Linked DNA regions of Homo sapiens: regions 1 and 3 are each linked to region 2. A link is an interaction called in ENCODE POLR2A ChIA-PET data of the cell type or tissue named here. Cell type or tissue: GM12878. All regions are shown on one strand. Region 1 overlaps FRRS1 (ferric chelate reductase 1). Region 2 overlaps SLC71A1 (solute carrier family 71 member 1). Region 3 holds the start of LOC105379827 (a long non-coding RNA gene).

What was found. ChIA-PET counts read pairs that join two places held together with the same protein. Peaks named below come from ENCODE experiments on the same cell type or tissue, not always from the same donor. Only the 100,000 strongest peaks of a DNase experiment are listed, where the experiment ranks them.
Region 1: POLR2A ChIA-PET joins it to region 2 with 7 read pairs; 2 of 35 experiments call an interaction of 5 or more read pairs at or near these places.
Region 3: POLR2A ChIA-PET joins it to region 2 with 5 read pairs; 4 of 35 experiments call an interaction of 5 or more read pairs at or near these places.

The regions. Positions count from the first base shown.
Region 1 is chr1:99,748,648-99,751,147 of GRCh38, forward strand. FRRS1 (ferric chelate reductase 1) reads right to left here. Exons shown (of 17, transcript NM_001361041.2): 2 at 250-354; 3 at 1-121. The coding sequence starts at 121. Among named protein-coding and RNA genes, the nearest start is that of FRRS1, 17 kb to the right of the region's middle. In GM12878, no CTCF peak of the experiment used is centred here; a DNase peak (open chromatin) is centred at 1,504; H3K4me3 peaks cover 372 bases; H3K27ac peaks cover 1,381 bases.
Region 2 is chr1:100,041,844-100,044,343 of GRCh38, forward strand. All of the region lies in intron 1 of SLC71A1 (solute carrier family 71 member 1), which reads left to right. Among named protein-coding and RNA genes, the nearest start is that of SLC71A1, 5.0 kb to the left of the region's middle. In GM12878, no CTCF peak of the experiment used is centred here; no DNase peak of the experiment used is centred here; H3K4me3 peaks cover 1,461 bases; H3K27ac peaks cover 76 bases.
Region 3 is chr1:100,422,935-100,425,434 of GRCh38, forward strand. CDC14A (cell division cycle 14A) reads left to right here. Exons shown (of 16, transcript NM_003672.4): 5 at 1,288-1,367. It overlaps LOC105379827 (a long non-coding RNA gene), which reads right to left and starts at 1,138. Exons shown (of 3, transcript XR_007066254.1): 1 at 931-1,138. In GM12878, no CTCF peak of the experiment used is centred here; a DNase peak (open chromatin) is centred at 1,207.

The DNA of each region.
Region 1 (2,500 bases), 290 kb before region 2:
GACCATGTTCAGGAATCATTCCATGGCATGACTGTGTTACTTTTCCATTGGGATAATTAGCCACATAACTAATGTGCAACAGAAGTATGCAGGTACCAAGAGTAAATCCAGAAACTGCCATCTCAAAAAGAAGGGTAAAAGCCCATTATTGTCATATATAATTAAAATATAAAAGCTTTTACACAACTGGACCATAATTCTAGATAACTACTTGCTTTCTGTGTTCAGCAAACCATATTCTCAACATACCTGATAAAAAGAATGTGATATGTGAAGTTTCACCCGAATTTCAATCTCAGCTCTACAAATTACTGTGAGACTTTGGGCAAATCATTTAATCCTCCACTTCCTTACCTGAAAAATAAGGAAACAAAGATCTCTTTTCAATGCTGTTTTTTTTTTCTCGAGACATAGATCTCGCTCTGTTGCCCGAGCTGGAGTGCAGTGGCACAATCTCGGCTCACTGCAACCTCCGCCTCCCGGGTTCAAGTGATTCTCTTGCCTCAGCTTCCCCAGTAGCTGAGAATACAGGCATGCGCCACCACACCTGGCTAATTTTTGTATTTTGGTAGAGACGGAGTTACACCAGGCTGGTCTCGAACTCCTGACCTTAGGTGATCCGCCCACCTTGGCCTCCCAAAGTTCTGGGATTACAGGCATGAGCCACTGTGCCTGGCCCAATGTTGTTTAAATAAAAATGAAAATATAGCTCAAAATCTGACAAGGAAGATAATAAATAATAGCTTTCTTTATTATCAATTGGAAATAATAAACTAGTCAATAAAAGCAAAAGGTTTTACTCCACGTCATCCTAGAAAGCTTAAAGAACAAAGAAGAAATGTTTCTTCTGGATTTAAATATCATCACCTGAATAAATCTATGATAAGACTTTTCCCAACTTCCTATTAAACTGATCATGATGACTGGGTGGATTATTTAATTTGCAATACTGAAAACTGAGGATAACAGAGAACCAATTGGTAGAGATAATAATTCTACTACATGTAGCCCAGATACTTCTGAATTAAGAAACACAATTGTCAGCCCACACAATCTTCTTCCCTCCCACAGCTCCAATCTTCCTCTTAGCATCTGGATAATAGAAAACCAGCTACTTTACCTCAGTCCCACACTCTTGTAGCCCAGATCAACCACTTTGCTTCATGCATATATTCAAAACCTGCAAATCACAGGACTCAACAAGGCTGGAGGTGATGAGCAGTGACATGATACATGGCAGTAAATAAAGTTAACACCATGGACAGGTTGCAGATGGGAAACACCTAAGAGGCAGTTTATTATTTATAGAAAAGGAGTTTTCTATATCATATATCTGGTCATAGACAATAGCAGCCTTAGAATCACTAGAAAAAATTATTGTTTTTTAGTTATGTCAATCAGGAGCAACTATTTAACCGCAGCCTAACCTGCTGGGGTTTTATCAGAGCCTACATGACCTGGAGGATGGGAAATACCCAATTCCTGCCCACATTAGCCATCCTGTTTCACTTAAGTGGGGGAAGAACCTTGAAGCGGTTGTGAAGTTCACACTCCAGGGGCATAAGCTCACTAAAATACTGAGGTCTACTCACAGGACTACAGAACAGTTCTCCTCCTCCCTCTCCTTACCACCACATTATTAAAGGCCTATTTACAGCAGTTCCTTTTACCCACTGCATCATGTCCAGTTATTAAGAACAAATTACAAGGCATACTGAAAGGCAGAGAACACAATTTGAAGAAATAGAGCAAGCCTCAGAACCAGACTTAGGTATGATGGAGATGTTGGAATTATTAGACCAGGAATTTAAAACATTATGATTAAGATGCTAAATGCTCCAATGGATAAAGTAGATGGCATGCAAGAACAAATGCACAGAGATGGAAATTCTCAGAACCAAAAAGAAATGCTAGAGATCAAAAACACTTTAAAAGAAGTGAAGTATGGGCTTGTGGGTAGACTGGACATATCTGAGATAAGAATCTCTTAGCCCGAAGATATCTCAATAGAAAAATATCAAACTGAAAAGAAAAAAAAAAAGACTGAAAAAGAGAACAGATCCAAGAACTGTGGAACTACAAAAGGTACAACAAATGTGGAATCGGAATTCCAGAAGGAGAAGAGGGAAGGAAACAGAAGAATTATTTGAAAAAATTATGACTGAGAATTTCCCCCAAACTATTATCAGACACACAATACCAAGTAGGATAAATAAATAAATAATAAATAAAAAACTACATCTAGGTATATATGATGGTTAATTTATATGTCAACTTGACTGGGCTGAGGGATGTTCTGATAGCTGATAAAATATTATTTCTGGAAGTGTCTATGAATGTATTTCTAAAAGAGGTTAGCATCCCAGTCAGGAAACTGAGTAAAAAGATCACCTCACCAAAGTGGGTAGGTATCATCTAATCCTCTGAGGCCCTAAATAGAATAAAAAAGCAGAGGAAGAGGGAATTACTCTCTCTTCTTGATCTGAGACATCCCTCTTCT
Region 2 (2,500 bases):
AACCTGGGAGGCCAAGATTGCAGTGAGCCTAGATCACGCCACTGCATTCCAGCCTGGGTGATGGAGTGAAACTGTCTCAAAAAAAAAAAAAAAGAAGTTTTTAGTTACAGGTTTTCATGTATGTAACATTCAGTGTAGGTATTTAAGACAGCTGAAATAAAAATACCTTCTGACATTTTCAAATACTAGAATTCTGTTTTGTTTTATTAAAGCATTACCACTTGTTTTTAAGCATTCCTGTTAGAGGCTAAGAGCTAAAGAGTTATTTACAGTATTCAAATTGAATTTTCCTTATCTTTTAAAATGCTCATCTTAAAATATGATCTTTATTGTTTTGGCCATACAATTGTGGAACTACATCTCTGACAGTGGAAAATGTATAGTTCTTTCAGAAGTTTGTGGTAAAATGACTTTAAAGATTTGATAGAAAGTAAGGCATATCTGAATTGCATGGTCGGAAGTACCTGAAAAAAGTAAAATTGATATATCATTTGAAAATGAAATGCATATCCCTGGATAAGCAGAGCACCAGATTTTTTTTTTCTTGGCATCCCTGATTTTAATTAAATAGGAGTCAGCAACCGTTTCAAGAGCAGGACCCAAGCTCTGACCCTTTGCACTCTTCACCTGCAAGGATGGCTGAAGTAGTGGCAGGAAAGCTCTCTGGGATGTAGGGCCTTTGTAGACCCAGAGAGCTGTTAAATAACCTTTGGTTGCTAGCATGCAAGCAATAAGAAGGGCCTGTGGTGCTTTTCTTTTTCTTTCTTTTTTTTTTTCTTTTGAGACAGAGTTTTGCTCTTGTTGCTCAGGCTGGGGTGCAATGGCGTGATCTTGGCTCACAGCAACCTCTGCCTCCCTGGTTCAAGGAATTCTCCTACCTTAGCCTCCTGAATAGCTGGGATTACAGGCATGTGCCATCATGCCCAGCTAATTTTTGTATTTTTTTAGTAGAGACCGGATTTTACCATGTTGGCCAGGCTGGTCTCGAACTCTTGACTTCGGGTGATCCACCTGCCTCAGTCTTCCAAAGTGGGATTACAGGTGTCAGCCACTGCGCCTGGCCCCGTGGTGCTTTTCAAAAAGCCTAGAAACATCAGGGTGTTTATATTGTCTTTGGCAGGTGTGTGGCTGGCAGCATCATTAATTACTTAGCTCCTTACCTCCATGGTTCAGTGTTTGGTTTAGATTGGTGTGTTTGGGGATAAATTAATATGCAGTTTTTTTTTCAGATGGCTATATGCATCCAGTTCATCCTCATGTAGTTAGAAGACTTGCATACCAACATAATCAGACCGTCTGCAGAAATTCTCCTACAGTTGAAATGTAACTCCTTTGCAGCTACTGAAAGTTTAAAGTTTAAGTAAAAAAATGAATAGCTTTCTTCAGGTAACATTCTGACAAGTCTGTATGATTTAAAAGTTTCAATTATAAGGAACTCTGATTGTCTTTTAGCATTATTTTAAATTGGAAGTGTGAAAGTAACAGTTGACAGTTTCAGCCAGGGTACATCAAGAAGAGATGAATATGGGTATAATATAGCTCTCAAAATTTCCAGTACTTTATAACAAAGAAATATCCCTCCCACTGCCCTGTTTTTTAAAAAATAAATAATACATGTTTTCCTTCCAGTCGTGGGAAACTTAATAGAATGGTTCAGGAGGGACAAGTATATGCAGCATACCTGTCATTTTCCATTCAAGTTTTACTTTATTTTTAAAATTTATTATTTTTTAAAATATTTCAATAGTTTTGGGGTACAGGTGGGTTTTTGGTTACATAGATGTTTTTTAGTGATGATTTCTGAGATTTTAGTGCACCTGTCACCTGACCAGTGTATACTGTACCCAATATATAGTCTTTTATCCCTCTCAAGCTTCCCCCCCATCCTCAAAGTCCATTCTATTAGTCTTACGCCTTTGCGTCCTCATAGCTGAACTCTCACTTGTAAGTGAGAACATACGACATTTGGTTTTCCATTCCTGAATTACTCACTTAGAATAATGGCCTCCAATTCCATCCAAGTTTCTGCAAAAGACATTATTTCATTCCTTTTTATGGCTAAGTATTCAATGGTATATATACACCACATTTTCTTTATCCACTTGTTGGTCATTGGGCACTTGGGTTGGTTCCATATCTTTGCAGTTGTGAATTGTGCTGCTATAAACATGCATGTACATGTGTCTTTTTCATATAATGACTTCTTTTACTTTGGGTGGGTACCCAGTAGTGGGATTGCTGGATCAAACAGTAGTTCTATTTTTAGTTCTTTAAGGAATCGCCATACTGTTTTCCATAGTGGTTGTACTAGTTTACATTCCCAACAGCAGTGTCAAAGTGTTCATTTGTCACCACATCCACACCATCTATTATTTTTTGATTTTTAAATTATGGCCATTCTTGCAGGAGTAAATGATATCTCATTGTGGTTTTAATTTGCATTTCCCTGATAATTGGTGATGTTGAGCATCTTTTCATATGTTTGTTGGCTTATTGTATG
Region 3 (2,500 bases), 380 kb after region 2:
AGAACCAAGACTCTGCCATTCTTGTCATTGAAATGCATAGGGTTTTGATGTTGGGACATACTAAGGAAATAGTGCCACTAATTTTAGGTAGAGAAGATTGTAGGAATTAAGCTCGTTTCTGACTATAGAGGAAAAGGACCAAGACCATCGGCTCAGAATTAAAAAATTAAATTGCTCTTGGAATAAAATTGAGCTCTCCCAGTGGTTTGTATTGCTCTTCACATTCCGGCCACTGCCTGGCTTTCTCCCGCCCCCTGTCCTCTTCTCTCAGTCCTAGCCACACTGACCTCCTTTTCCTCCAACTTACCAAGCTCTTTCCCACCTCAGGGAACTTGTCTTTGTCATTCTCATGCCTGGATAGCCATTCCTCCTTCCCCTTAGCTCTTCCTGTGGTTCTCCCCATCTAGAGTCTAGATCTTACCCTGAACATCACCCAGAGACCCCTCCCTGACTACCTTGACTCAGGTAGCTGCTTTCCAGGCCCCTGTTTATTTACTTTTCAGCATTTACCTTAGACTGTATTTATTTTTGTTGATTATTGTCTTTGCCCCACAAGCATAAATTCTATTAAGGGAGGTGCCAGTACCTGATACAGTGCCTGGCATATACTATATACTCAGTATCTATGTATATTACCTGGGAGTTGTTCACTGGTTTTAAGGAATCCTTTTTTGTTTGTGTCTTTAAGATTAGTTCATCTTGTCAGACTAGAGGGATTTAAGTAGCTTTGGTATCAAAATCCAAGATAATATGTTTTCCAATACTCTTACCCATACACATTTTCACCCATTTTATTGTGATTTTATTGAGTGTCTAGAGAGCAACACTGGCTTTCCTCAAGAGTAGGCTGAAAATTCAGTAGATACCCCATGGATATTGTGCTCACTGTGAGAAGTCTTTCAAAATTTACCAGGCACTGAAATAACTCACCTCAGGTCTTCGATGAAGGTCAGGGAGGTGTGCGTTGGTCTTTGGTGAGCACACGGTATATTATGAGGGTACAACTGTCGCTGCCATTGTGTCTGTTCAGTGTGCCTTTGTAAAGAGCCTGGGATGGCCTCTTCATGGATCTGCCCTCTGTCTCTAAGCTTACCCATGGAGAAGACAAAGGCTGCTGCGCAGCTTCATGCTGAAAAGGAAATGTTGGCAAGTTGTTGCTTTGTAAAGATCAACACTATCACCGTAACAGCTGTCACTCAAAGTGGAGGAAGTGAAATGCAAATTTGGTGAGTAATTAGTTTTGTGTCATTCTTGGGTGTTCTAAATGTTACTATTTATCTGTCTTAGGTAATCTATTTAAAGAAGACACCAGAAGAAGCCTACAGAGCACTCCTGTCTGGCTCAAACCCCCCCTATCTTCCATTCAGGTATAACTCCTGGTGAGACTTGGGTTAAACTTTTGCTACAGAGCTGGACACTTTAGAGTTGGGTTGTAGTGTTTTTTAATTGTCTTAAGATAATAACCATTATGTTATATGGAATGAAATGAGATGGTAGTTTTTATTATTTCATTTCGTAGAGTTTTATCCCCCTAGCTAGCAAGAATAAAAGAGCTTTCTTCTTGTAGGAATTTATTTTTTTCTTTGAATCCTTTCTATATCTTTACAGTTTATGTCAAGCACAAAAAGTGCCTCATTTATAAGCTAATAATCATGTCAAGATTTGTTGGATTTCAGTAATCTACATCATTGATTCATCCATTCATTCTTTCATTTCATAAGCAGTGATTGAGCTCTGGTCACATGTCAGAGGCCGGGGATATAGAATAAGACCCTCTAAGATTCTTCAGGAGCACCTGTTTAGTGGGGACCCTAAATCACCAGTTTGGCACACAAATCTGACTGGCATCCCCAGGAAGCCTTTCTCTCATTACTGTGTTTTCTAAGTATCATCAAAAGAAGATCTTTTAAAAATTTGGGGTGAACTTGAGCTCATTTAAAAAGTAGAAGGGGACTGGGTGCAGTAGCTCATGGCTGTAATCCCAGCACTTTGGGAGGCTGAGGCTGGTGGATAGCTTGAGCCCAGGAGTTCGAGACCAGCCTGGGCAACATGGTGAAACCCCGTCTCTACTAAAAATACAAAAGTTAGCCAGGCATAGTGGTATGTGCTTGTAGTCCCAGCTACTTGAGAGGCTGAAGTGGGAGGATCGCTTGAGCCTGGGAGGTCAAGGCTGCAGTAAGCTGAGATCGCCCCACTACACTCCAGCGTGGGTGACAGAGTGATACCGTTTCTCAAATAAATAAATACATACATACATACAGTAGAAGGGACCATACATCAAAACTCCCATAACACTTACCTCTGCTAGAATTGTGAATGATTCTAATATTTTTGCCTTTTTTGCTTGTGTGTCCAAATCTGCAAGCATGTGTATTGCTTATTGCTTATTATTATTACCATAATTAACCAACACAATGAGCGAAAGGAATGGGAGTGACTGAGAAGACTCTGCTTGTCTGTCTTCCTCATTCTGCTGTAAACTCTCAGAGGGCAGGCCCCA